Regions from separate parts of the Homo sapiens genome. Here region 1 is linked to region 2. Evidence: read pairs that join two places in POLR2A ChIA-PET (ENCODE). Cell type or tissue: OCI-LY7. All regions are shown on one strand. Each heading gives the region's core, and the rest is flanking DNA. Links, peaks and the distances in the headings are about the cores only. Region 1 has its middle 35 kb from the start of LNCDAT. Region 2 has its middle 9.4 kb from the start of CCR6.

The links. Peaks named below come from ENCODE experiments on the same cell type or tissue, not always from the same donor. Only the 100,000 strongest peaks of a DNase experiment are listed, where the experiment ranks them.
Region 1: POLR2A ChIA-PET joins it to region 2 with 8 read pairs; 1 of 35 experiments calls an interaction of 5 or more read pairs at or near these places.

What each region holds. Positions count from the first base shown.
Region 1 is chr6:166,200,152-166,205,529 of GRCh38, reverse strand. No RefSeq gene overlaps it. Among named protein-coding and RNA genes, the nearest start is that of LNCDAT, 35 kb to the right of the region's middle. RefSeq lists an enhancer at 1-137. In OCI-LY7, for the core only: no CTCF peak of the experiment used is centred there; a DNase peak (open chromatin) is centred at 3,079; H3K4me3 peaks cover 3,388 bases; H3K27ac peaks cover 3,951 bases.
Region 2 is chr6:167,110,979-167,116,359 of GRCh38, reverse strand. It overlaps a transcript of CCR6 not described here. Among named protein-coding and RNA genes, the nearest start is that of CCR6, 9.4 kb to the left of the region's middle. RefSeq lists enhancers at 1,824-1,973, 2,834-2,973. In OCI-LY7, for the core only: CTCF peaks have their summits at 892 and 1,096; DNase peaks (open chromatin) are centred at 1,089, 1,619, 2,239 and 3,179; H3K4me3 peaks cover 2,928 bases; H3K27ac peaks cover 3,758 bases.

The DNA.
Region 1 (5,378 bases), core at 379-5,378, 910 kb after region 2:
TTTCTCTCCTGTCGCTGAGAGTCCCTGGCTGGCTTGGGGACCCCATGGTGCTGCTCGCTCTTGCCTGTTGCTGGTGGGGGCTTCCTGCTCCTGACCTCATACTACCTCTGCGGCAGAGGGCCTGAGACAGAGGGGATCCCTGCCCATCCCGCCAGCCCTCTTCTCAGGAAGCTTCTGGAATCTCCACCCAAAAACTTCACTGACATTCTGCTGACCAGAGCGTGGTCATATGGCCACCCCATCTCACAAGGGGGCTGGAAAAATGCATTTTCTTCAGCTGCGCACCTTATACCCCACAGCAGTACCTACGGGCCTGGTAGTGAGGAAGAGGATGGGTAACGGAAGTTAGGTCAGCAGCTAGCAGTGTTGGCCACCAGGGGAGAGTCACAGCCACTTTCTGGGCCTGGTGGTGACTTCACATTGGTTGCCAGGAGGATGATTTTGAAGATACCGTAAGTGTTAGTAATAGTAACGCTGCTACCGGAGTGCTAGGAATGATGGCAGCTGGGGCTGGAGCTCCTGCTGAGCTGGGGAGAGAGAGCCTGGCTGTGCTTTCTTGTTTCAGTTTGTTTTGCTTTGTTTGTTTTACCTGCAGGCCTGTCGAGCCCTCTTGTAACTAATCTTCCAGTGTCTGCCGCTGAAGGTGTCCAGTAGCTAACTTCAGGACTCTGTCATCCCCTCTTCATTTGGGGGAATTTCCTCTACTTACTTGAAACATTCAGATTTTCCACTGTCAGTTTTGGGTGAATGAACTATGCTTATTACTTTTAATAAAAGTCTTCAAAATCTCATCAGTGCCATGTCTTTTTCTTAGGCCTTGAAAATCATTCTTGGTTTATTTTTGAGAAATATTTAGGCCAGGTGTCGTGGCTCATGCCTGTAATCCCAGCACTTTGCGAGGCTGAGGCAGGAGGATTACTTGAGGCCAGGCTGGGCCACATATCGAGATTCCGTCTCCACAAAAACTAAAAAATTAGCCAGATGTCATGGTGCATACCTGTAGTCCCAGCTACTTGGGAGACTGAGGTGGAAGGATGACTTGAGCCCAGGAGCTTGAGGCTGCAGTGAGCTATGACACTGCCAGTTCACTGCAGTATGGGCAACACAGTGACACCCTGTCTCAAAAAAAACACCAACATTAATTTAAAAAAATTCAAATAGTCATGAAAATCGTTCTTGATTTCAGTTTTAGAGTGCTGCTTATTATTTTGAAAGACTTAATCTTAGTTAAATTGTATGTTCTGTTTCCAAATTTCTCCTTACTTGTAACTTAAAATTGATGTCTCCTTTATATATTGAAATGTCGTTTCTGAGATATTTCAGTCGTGAGATTTTTTTCGGTTTGGTGCTATTCTGGTGTCTAATAATAATCACTTAGGAAAAAACACAAAGATAATTTCCCAGGCTTAAGTGTTTTTTTTCTTTAGTAGATTCAATGTACCTTTAATTTCACTAAACACATATTGAGAGATTCACTTCCCATTTTTACACAGAGCCCGTCATAATGTCCTAATTAATAAGTGTGCTCCATATACTTGGGACTAAAAGAACAGAAAATTTTCCTGTTTGGATAAAAGTCCTGATGCTCATGTTTGACAGCGATACATGCTATTTTGGGGAATTTAACAGGATGAAGCGATGCCTAGCGACCCGAGGCTGCATTTTTTTCTGCCTTGTTTGACGCACACACACCCTGTCTTGTTCCCATACCAGCCCTGCCCCGCAGCAGCCGCATGTCCGCTGTGCATTTTGTGTTTGTCGTGTACCTGTGCAAAGCCCATGTTGTTCTGTCTGCATGTTCTTGTCTCCTCTGTTCCTTTTTTCCATTCAGTGCCTCCAGGTCTCTATGTCTGTCTCGAATCCGATGCTTCTCAGCACTGCACCATCATCTGTGGTGAGGCTTCCACTCCATTTTCCTTATCTGTTGTCCCTGGATGGTTTAGATTTGTGAAAGGGGCATTAAAGACAGGTCAGAGTAACCAACTGTGGTAACATCAGATGGAAGAGTGGCCCAGGCCAGGGAGACCCTGTGCAAAACCTCAGGTGGGAGTAAGCCTGCCGCTTACAGAGAACAGAAGTCAGGCTGGCCTCACTTGCACCGAGGGCATGGCTATAGGAGGATGCATAGAGGTAGAAGGGGCCAAATTAGACAGCCGACCTCCCTGAAAAGGGACTCCTGAGAAATTGAAAGGCAGAAATGGTCAATTCTCTTTAACCAGCTAAAGCGTTTGAAATTCCCACTATGTGCCAAGTTTTCTGCAGACTGTGTCTTCACCCTTACAATGGATTCAGTGTTGTGGTCCTTACTGTACTGATGAGGCTCAGGAGGCTCTGAGCTGAGTCACTCATCACAGTCACAGGAAAAGAGCCGGCCTGGGATTTCCACCCAGAACAACTCCACTCGCCCATACAGGCGCCCCTGCATCTCCACAGTGCAACAGACCGCAAGACCCTGCTGTCCTGAGTGACGGTGAGTTGAGCCAGCCATGAAGGACCTCTGGGTTTTCTCTCAGAGATGACTGAAGGAAAAGAGTATGGGCAAATCTGAAAGGAGATTAAGAACTGAAATCCCCAGGCCAGGCATGGTGACTCGCCTGTAATCCCAGGCACTTTGGAAGGCTGAGGTGGGTGGATCACTTGAGGTCAGGAGTTCAAGACCAGCCTGGCCAACATGATGAAACCCCATCTTTACTAAAAATACAAAAAAATTAGCCAGGCATGCTGGCACACACCTGTAATCCCAGCTACGCGTGAGGCTGAGGCAGGAGAATCGCTTGAACCTGGGAGGCAAAGGTTGCAGTGAGCAGAGATTGTGCCATTGCACTCCAGCCTGGGCGACAGAGCAAGACTCTGTATCAAAAAAAAAAAAAAAAAAAGAACTGAAACCCCCAAAACTTGTGAAACCAGCCCCAAGAATAACAGAAACAAATGAGGAGAGAACTATTAATATTGCAGTATATCTGATACATTTGTATAAACTTAACCAGAAAATAAAGGAGCTAATGCAGTAGCTGGCGTCTGTTACGATGAAATGCTGTCATGATACAGATGAGCAGCCTCTGGAGCCATCTGAGCAGAAGCCCGCTAGGGAAGCAATGGGGCCACGCCTCACAGCTGGGACTGGGAGCCACGCCTCACAGCTGGGACTGGGAGCTCCCACTGACATTTGGTTTCCGAGCCACTCCGGCTGCACTCGCAATCTTAGCCTTGAAGTCCAGTAGGTACCTTGCACCTTCTCTCTGGATGGGCCCCAACAGTGCAAAACAATAGGGTACATTTTCTGCTTTTAAAATTGTAGTGAAAAATTGGAGGAACACACTTGGCTGATAGAATGAATAAAGTGTGGTAATGAAGAATATTTGTAAGAAGATCTGTCTCATTTCCCTCTTAGGGCCTTCTTTCTTGACTCATAGAGGAAAAAAAGTGTCAACAGTGAGAAACTGCAGAAAAACTACCCAAAGGACAGGGAGGGTGAGCTGCCTGGGGCTCCTGAATCATTTCTGCAGGGTCTCTGTGCCTCCTTCCTTCCTTCCTCCACCCACAGGGTCTTTAGACACCCTGATTGATGGAGTCGCTGTGAGCCTGAGAGAAGGCCCAAGGTGTTGGAATTTCAGAGTGAAACTCAGAAGAATCGATAGTGGAGAAGAAAATAAAGGAAGCAGATCCAGCTTTCTTCATCGTGAAAATAGTAGTGGATCCTGGCCGAGGCACTGGGTGAATGTTAGTAAAGGCCGGGAGTGACCTTTACTAACCTGAAAAACAAGTCACAAAGCCAGCTGTGCCTGGCTTCATCTTCCAAGAGCATGTCAGGGATCAGTGTGTCACCTTATTGATACTGGAGCGTCTTAGGGTCCGTGCAAATTCCTGAAACTCATGGAATTTAATGGACAGATCTTCCTCCAGGGACTTACTGTCCTGGATTATGAAAACTACAACTGGACTTTGCTTACTTTATTCATCAGGCTCTAGGTGACCCATGGAGGCTGCAGAATTCTGCCGCCGTTAAATGTGTACTCATAAACACAGGGATATACCAACTTAAACAGCACACAGCTCTTCAGTGGACAAGGAGGGAGTTTGACAAGATGCTCTTGGTAGGGACTCATTTTGACCATAAAATTCTATAAACATAAGTATTTAGAAATCTAGGGACCAGGTTACAACCACCACTCTAACTGGATTAACTGGAAACACACACACACACGCACACAGAGGCATTTCATTGATGAAACAAATCCTGTCATATAACTAATACAGTCTAGCTTTAAATCCTATTCATCAAGCAAAGAATCCAATGGCAAACTGAGTGCATGTTTTGGGGCTGTCTGTAAGATATCCCAGTCTCTGTTTATTTCCAGTTGCTCTTCCCAACCCATACTCGACTATAGCGTGTCCCTCAAATGGGCTACACCATAGCAATCACCTGCGTACTTGATAAAAACACACAGCGCCCAGGGCTTTCCCCTAAGATTTTGATTTAGGGGGTCTGGTTGGGATGCAGAACCTGTATTTTTATCACACTTCTCATGTCATTCCTTTGATTCTGATGATTAGATAAGTCTGGGAAATCCTGACTTAAGTAAACTGCCCACGACTATTGCTGGCCCAGTTACATCTCGTTTAAGTGAAATTACATCTGGCTTAAATGAAATGATGGTTCCTGATCATAGCACTGATCCTTTGGAGCACCGAATGAGAACGCATTTGGATTGATCTATAATGGTTTCCTCATCACAGACCTTGGGGTGGTCTCAGAACTTTCTGCTACACAATCATTCTCTTAGCCCTTTCATTTTTTTTCCTTTTTTATTGAGACAGGGTCTCACTCTGTCACCGAGGCCAGAGTGCAATAGCGTGATCTTGGCTCACTGCAACCTTTGCCTCCCAGGCTCAAGTGATCCTCCCACCTCAGCCTCCCGATAGCTGGGACTACAGGTGTGTGCCACAAATGCCTAGCTAATTTTTTGTATTTTTCTTGGAGATGGGGTTTTGCCATGTTGCCCAGGCTTGTCTTGAACTCCTGGGCTCAAGCAATCCTCCTGCCTCAGGCTCCCAAAGTGCTGGGATCACAGGTGTGAGCAGCCACTCCGGCTTGCCCTTTCATTTTCCCTTAGTTTTATGTTCCTAGTTGTTTCTTGGCTAACTTTCATCTGTTTGAAATTTTCTCTAACCTAACATTCTATTACTCAGAATGCAATTGGGTTTTATTTTAGCTTTTAAGCTACCTTTATGTATTTTAAAATTATTTTCTCCTCATTTTTAAAATTTAGAATGACATAATTTATGGCACTATTTTTGAATCCTTAAAATATTATTTTAAATACTGTACATAATACCATCTTTCACTGTGTTATGCTAAGACAACATCCATCTCTTTT
Region 2 (5,381 bases), core at 217-5,216:
GGGTGCTGGAGAGAGAGAATTCCCAAGAGGGAGCGAGGGCGGGGAGGCCCCGGTGAAAGACTCCAGAGGCTCTGGAGAGTTCGGGAAGGAGACAGCAGCATAAGAAAGCGCTCCTTCTGGCTCCAGCACAACCTCTGGAATGTTCTCCAGAGACAGAGCCAGGAGTTCCGCATTCTCTCTCGTGATCTCTTCTTGCAGTTGGACCCTGGAGCTTTTCAAGAAAGAAGACACAACAATAACGCCCATCCACGCCTGCTGGTGTGCTCCCTCCTGGCGGCAGCCACGGCTTCAGAAATGAATTCCACCTAACCAGTAGTCATTCGCTTTATAACGCCTGCGGATCTTTGAACTAGGAGGAAAATGGGGAGCTTTTCATAGCATCCCCTTTGAAAAATCTTCTTTGAGGTCTCAAATTTAAACTTCCAACCCTGACCATGACATTATAGATACAGCCTCAGTTTTGCAAAATTTTAGCAATAAAAGTGAGAAACTGACACAAGTATGAGAAGAGACATGAAAATCATAATGGTGTTTGTATAAGGAGGTAGAAATATAAGAAATGTAATTATTAAAAAATTCTCTTTGTACTTTCATTTAATAACAAAATAAGTTGGTTGCATAATGAAACAGAATTTCTAAGAAAAGCAAAAGGACTAATTATAGTGACTATTATGGATATCACTAATTTTCACTGCTGGAAAAATAACACCTTCTAGACGTTTCCAGATAAACTGTTGTGTGAGTGCTGCCATAGTCACAATTTCTTTCTGTGTTAGTTTCCAGAACAGTGGACAATACTATTTTGCTTCAAGTCAGATACAGAAAATGGGGAAAAGACACTAGGTTTTTGGACAAGGCACCCTGCTTAAACACCAGGAATGTGGAAAAAGAGGTATTGTTGAACCAACAAGATTTTTATGATGAATGAAATAGCTCTCAGCAGCTCTAAAACCGACTTCCAGCAGAATCAGTTTTCCTCTGACTTACTTAAAAATCTCCCAATCATATTCCGCAAAGGCATAATTGACTGCCAGAAAGGACAGGTCTGCTCACAGAATGAGGACCACAGAAAGCCTCTCTCGCCCTTCTGCAACATCTAGAGGGCGCTGGGCGCTGGGGTCTGGCTGGCACACTCTCTGACCCAGCAGCCAACTGCGGGGTGGACCAGTGAGACCCCCATCCAGTGTCTGAGGAGTGGGCAGCACAGCCCCCATTAGCCCGCCGCTGTCTTGGCGATGTATGTCGGAGGAGACAGATTCTTTACAGAACCTGAAGACTCATTCTGACAAAAAGACCAAAGGAAAATGACTGATTTTATTACGTAGTCATTTAATTACACTCACAAGGCTGATTTTTTGATTTACTAAAACATCTGTTTGTCTACCAGAAAGAGATCTGAAAGCCACATTCTTTTTAGGTTGGGGATCTCCTATCAAATGATCTTGCCATTGGATAATCACACAGATTTATGTGTCTAAAACCTCCTCCCTTGGATCTGTGAAGACATCCTCACCTCAGGTCCTCACTGGATGCAGAGCTAAGGACGGGGCCTCCCCTGGGATTTACAGCACTGCTCGGTGACCCAGATTCAGAGTGCTAATTTCCATTTCTGTCTGCCGGGAACAGCCTCACTGACTTATAAACTGCTACAGAAATGAAAAAGGGTGACGTGTGCACGGTGACGTCAGAGCCACAGGCTGGTTACAGCAGCCGTCACAGCAGGCCTCGGCCAGGGGGCTCTGCATAGAGAAGGGGGCCCTGCTCATCTCCGTGCCAGGGTTTGAAATTTAGGCCACTCAATGGCAGTAACCCCTCCGAAATATGAAGTGATGCCTCTGGACTGGGGTTTCCTATGCCTGGAAGAAGGGTTTCCAAGTGCACTGTGATTATGAATTGCCTCTCCTTGGGGTTCAAATGTAGGTTCTGGGTGGATAGACCAGGGCTGGGTCCTGCGGTCCTGTGATTCTGAACTCCTCTCGAGGTCTACCACTGCTCAGAAGACCACCTGGGAGCAGGAGGGAGCTAGACCGTCTCAGCTAAGTCACGTGATTTATAACCCATCAAACCACCATCTCCACCAGCCCCTAGGATTTCAGGCAGCTTGTGTGGCAGGAGGTGGGGACAGCACAGGGAGGATGACGTCCTCATGACATAAGCCCGATCAAGGGAAGGTGAGGAGGGAGAGGCAGAAGCTGCCGGAGAGTCCTCCTACACCCAGCTCTAGGTCATGCGCCGGCTGCCGAAGGGCCCTGCTTTGCATCTTGATCCTGTCTGCTGCGATGCGGTTGTCAGAGCCCAGAGCCGTGTCTGTCACGGTTGTGTGACCTGGTCCACCCACCCTGCCCTAACGATCTCTGCTCATAAGATCTCATGTCTATTTTATCCTGGAACCTCTTCCTTGCCCTGCCCTTTTTCCTTTCTTTGTTCCATTTTCCCTTTCTTCATCTATCCATCTTCTCATTCTACCCCCCAAAATAGGAGTGCTTTAAAAAGTAAAGAGGAATGCATGTCTTGCCTAGATGCCCCATCCTCTCTAACGCAGTCATCTGAACGCTGAAGGATGCGCTGCATATTTACTGTATTTTACTCAGCAACACAGCAATGTCCAACCAACATTTTGGTCTTGGGGAAGCCTATTCCAAATTAATTTTCAACTAATCATTTTAAACATTTAAAACTTGGGATCTGATGGGTGAAAATATTGCTAAGACATGTGATGAGATTTCTGGCTGTCTCCAGGGGAGCTGGGCGTCGTCCAACCCTGCCTGGGCCCCATTCGTGGAGCCGCTGGGGACGTGTGCTTTCTCATCTGCAGCAGCACACCAAATTCCACACTGAGATCCTTCCAATACTTGGAACTACAGTATCTGCTTCCGCATTAAATGGGCCCATGTGAGGTCTACTGAGTTGCCCTCTCTGTGTTTTGGGGTTCTTCCAGCCCACCTCTTGACTGCACCTGGCTGTCTGCCATTCCTCATCACTTCCAGCGTGCCTGACTCCAGCAGGTGACATTCCCACTGAATGTGCTGCTTCCAATAAGCTCTGGGCTGGGAAACCAAACAGCCCCCCCTTATCAGAACTGTGCCTAAAATAAGAGCCAGTGTATCTGAATGTGCACCTGAGGGTCTCCCCTGGGAGAAAAACACACCAAGTTTGGGTACAGGCTTCGTGGTATCTATTTTGGTGCAGAGTCTCTTTGGGTTCATTTCCTCTTTCTCAGGCTGCCTTAGAGGTTGATATTATTAGATAAGAGAGCTCCAGGTAAGTCAGGCCTCAGAGGGTTCAGATGTTTAATTAGAGAAGACATAATGCAAAATTACAACAAGTGCATCCGAGATTGTTATACAAATGGAATCGCAGTATTGTTAAATGACATAAATGCATTCACCCACAACACAGTGAAACTGATTGTCACTGGTTTATCACTTTCACTTGGGAGACAATGCTATCACTAGAACTCCTTCTGATGCATTGCAGCATCAAGAATTCTCTTGAAGCAGACCCATCAGTGTATCCAGAGACACACGTTCCAGACACATCTGTGTATTCCACGAGGCTGGCTCTGGGCTTCTCTGTGTCTCCCCCACCTCACCCCATCCCACCTTCGTCAGCACGCTGTGGCTCTTTCCTCCCTCCTGGGATGTCCTTCTCACCTGTGATGCCGCCTGCTGCCCTTGTTCATCCCAACCTCCCTGCACAAAGCCAGCCCCTCCACCGAGCCTCATTCATGTTAGATCCACCAGCACCCCCCATTCTGCAGCAGCCACAGCCCCCAGGGTGAGAAGTTTGGGAGACATGTTCCATTTTGGTCTGTGGGATCTGCATTTCTTCCTTATAGTTATGGCTCATAGAGATGACTGCTCTTTCAAAGGTGGTTGTGGTCTATTAGAGCGTTTCCAATGTCCCCATACTTCTTTCTCGAGTGCTAGTCAAAAGCGACTTGCAGATGGTATGGAATGTCTTTGTGAGATAGAAAGAACACAGACTAGGATCAGAAAAATCTGCCTCCCAACCCTCCATGGCCATCTTCTGGCTGTGTGACTTTACCGCCCTAACTCTTTAAAATAGCCCCACACCTACCTGCCAGGATTGTCTTCAGAATTACATAAAATAACACATACCAAAGTCTCTAGAATAGAGCATGTCACATAATAGACTCAACAAAGGTCAGCATCTCTTCTTTCTTTTTGGGATGACTAAAGTAGCCTAAATAAATAAGTATTCGCAATGCATGACTTGATAACATAAACTTTTGTAATACTCTATTACCTCCAAAGCATAAAACAATTATTGAGACAAAAGAAATACAATATTTTCTAAGTTCCAAGACAAAAAAAAAACTTACCAATAAAGAAGGAGCTGTCTGTTCCACAAACCAACAGCCACAGTTTTTTCTCTTAAATGTCAGACTTTGAAAAGGTTGACATTTCTGTTCACCAGCATATACACGTGGGCCCTCTCTTACTGATGACCACAGAGTCCTGGGGACCTTCCTGTGCTCCCAGCCCAGCTCTCCTCTCCGGCCACACTGCTGCCTCCTTCACCCATACACTGGGTGGTGTGCTGGGCTGCCCTCCTTACCACAAGTTTTATTCCTCAGCACACACTTCAGATCACAGAAAGGAGACAAATAAGGTGGAGGAAGGAAGATGGGTTGATGTAACTAGGTCACTTGGTAATTTCAATTTCAGACGTAAATTTTTCTTTGTTTCAGAATTATTGATCTGTGGAATATTTCTTGATTCTTCTTGGAAATTACAAATTAATTCAAATGATTGTAAAGTTCTCTGAAAGGCTCTACAGTTTTCTTAAGAGAATAAAAAAACCTGAAAATACCATATGATATATGCTTTATGAGTAAAGACACAGTGAATAGAGAATCAGTATCTCACCAATATCCCACTGCAGGTCAGTGGCAGCCACAAAAGAAGGCATACCCTAAGCATAAAGGAGAAATTCCACCCTCAAAATACTCATGTTGTTTTGTTAGCCATTTTCTACAATCTGTGGCCACGTGTCACAACTTGACCAATTTGAGGACGCAGAAACCCCTAAGTTTCCATACTCCCAAGGCAACTGTCAGCGCTCAGCTTAAGAACAACCTCGTAATTTAAGGGGAAATCTAGGTTACCTTCTCCACTTAGGTCTATAATAAGCAAGCTACAAATCCCCTAAGGAAAGTCCAAAATTGTTGCTTGATAGGAAACGCCAACGGCTTCTGCAGGGACAGAAGTGAGAGTCTACAACTCTAGGTCATCCACCCCTCTCCTTCCTTTTTCAAATGATTATAAATAGCATTGTTAAATGTTAATTAATGCATGTGTAATACAATTTAGAAAGTACTTTTCATGTTTATTACTTCATTTAATCCTGACAAACAA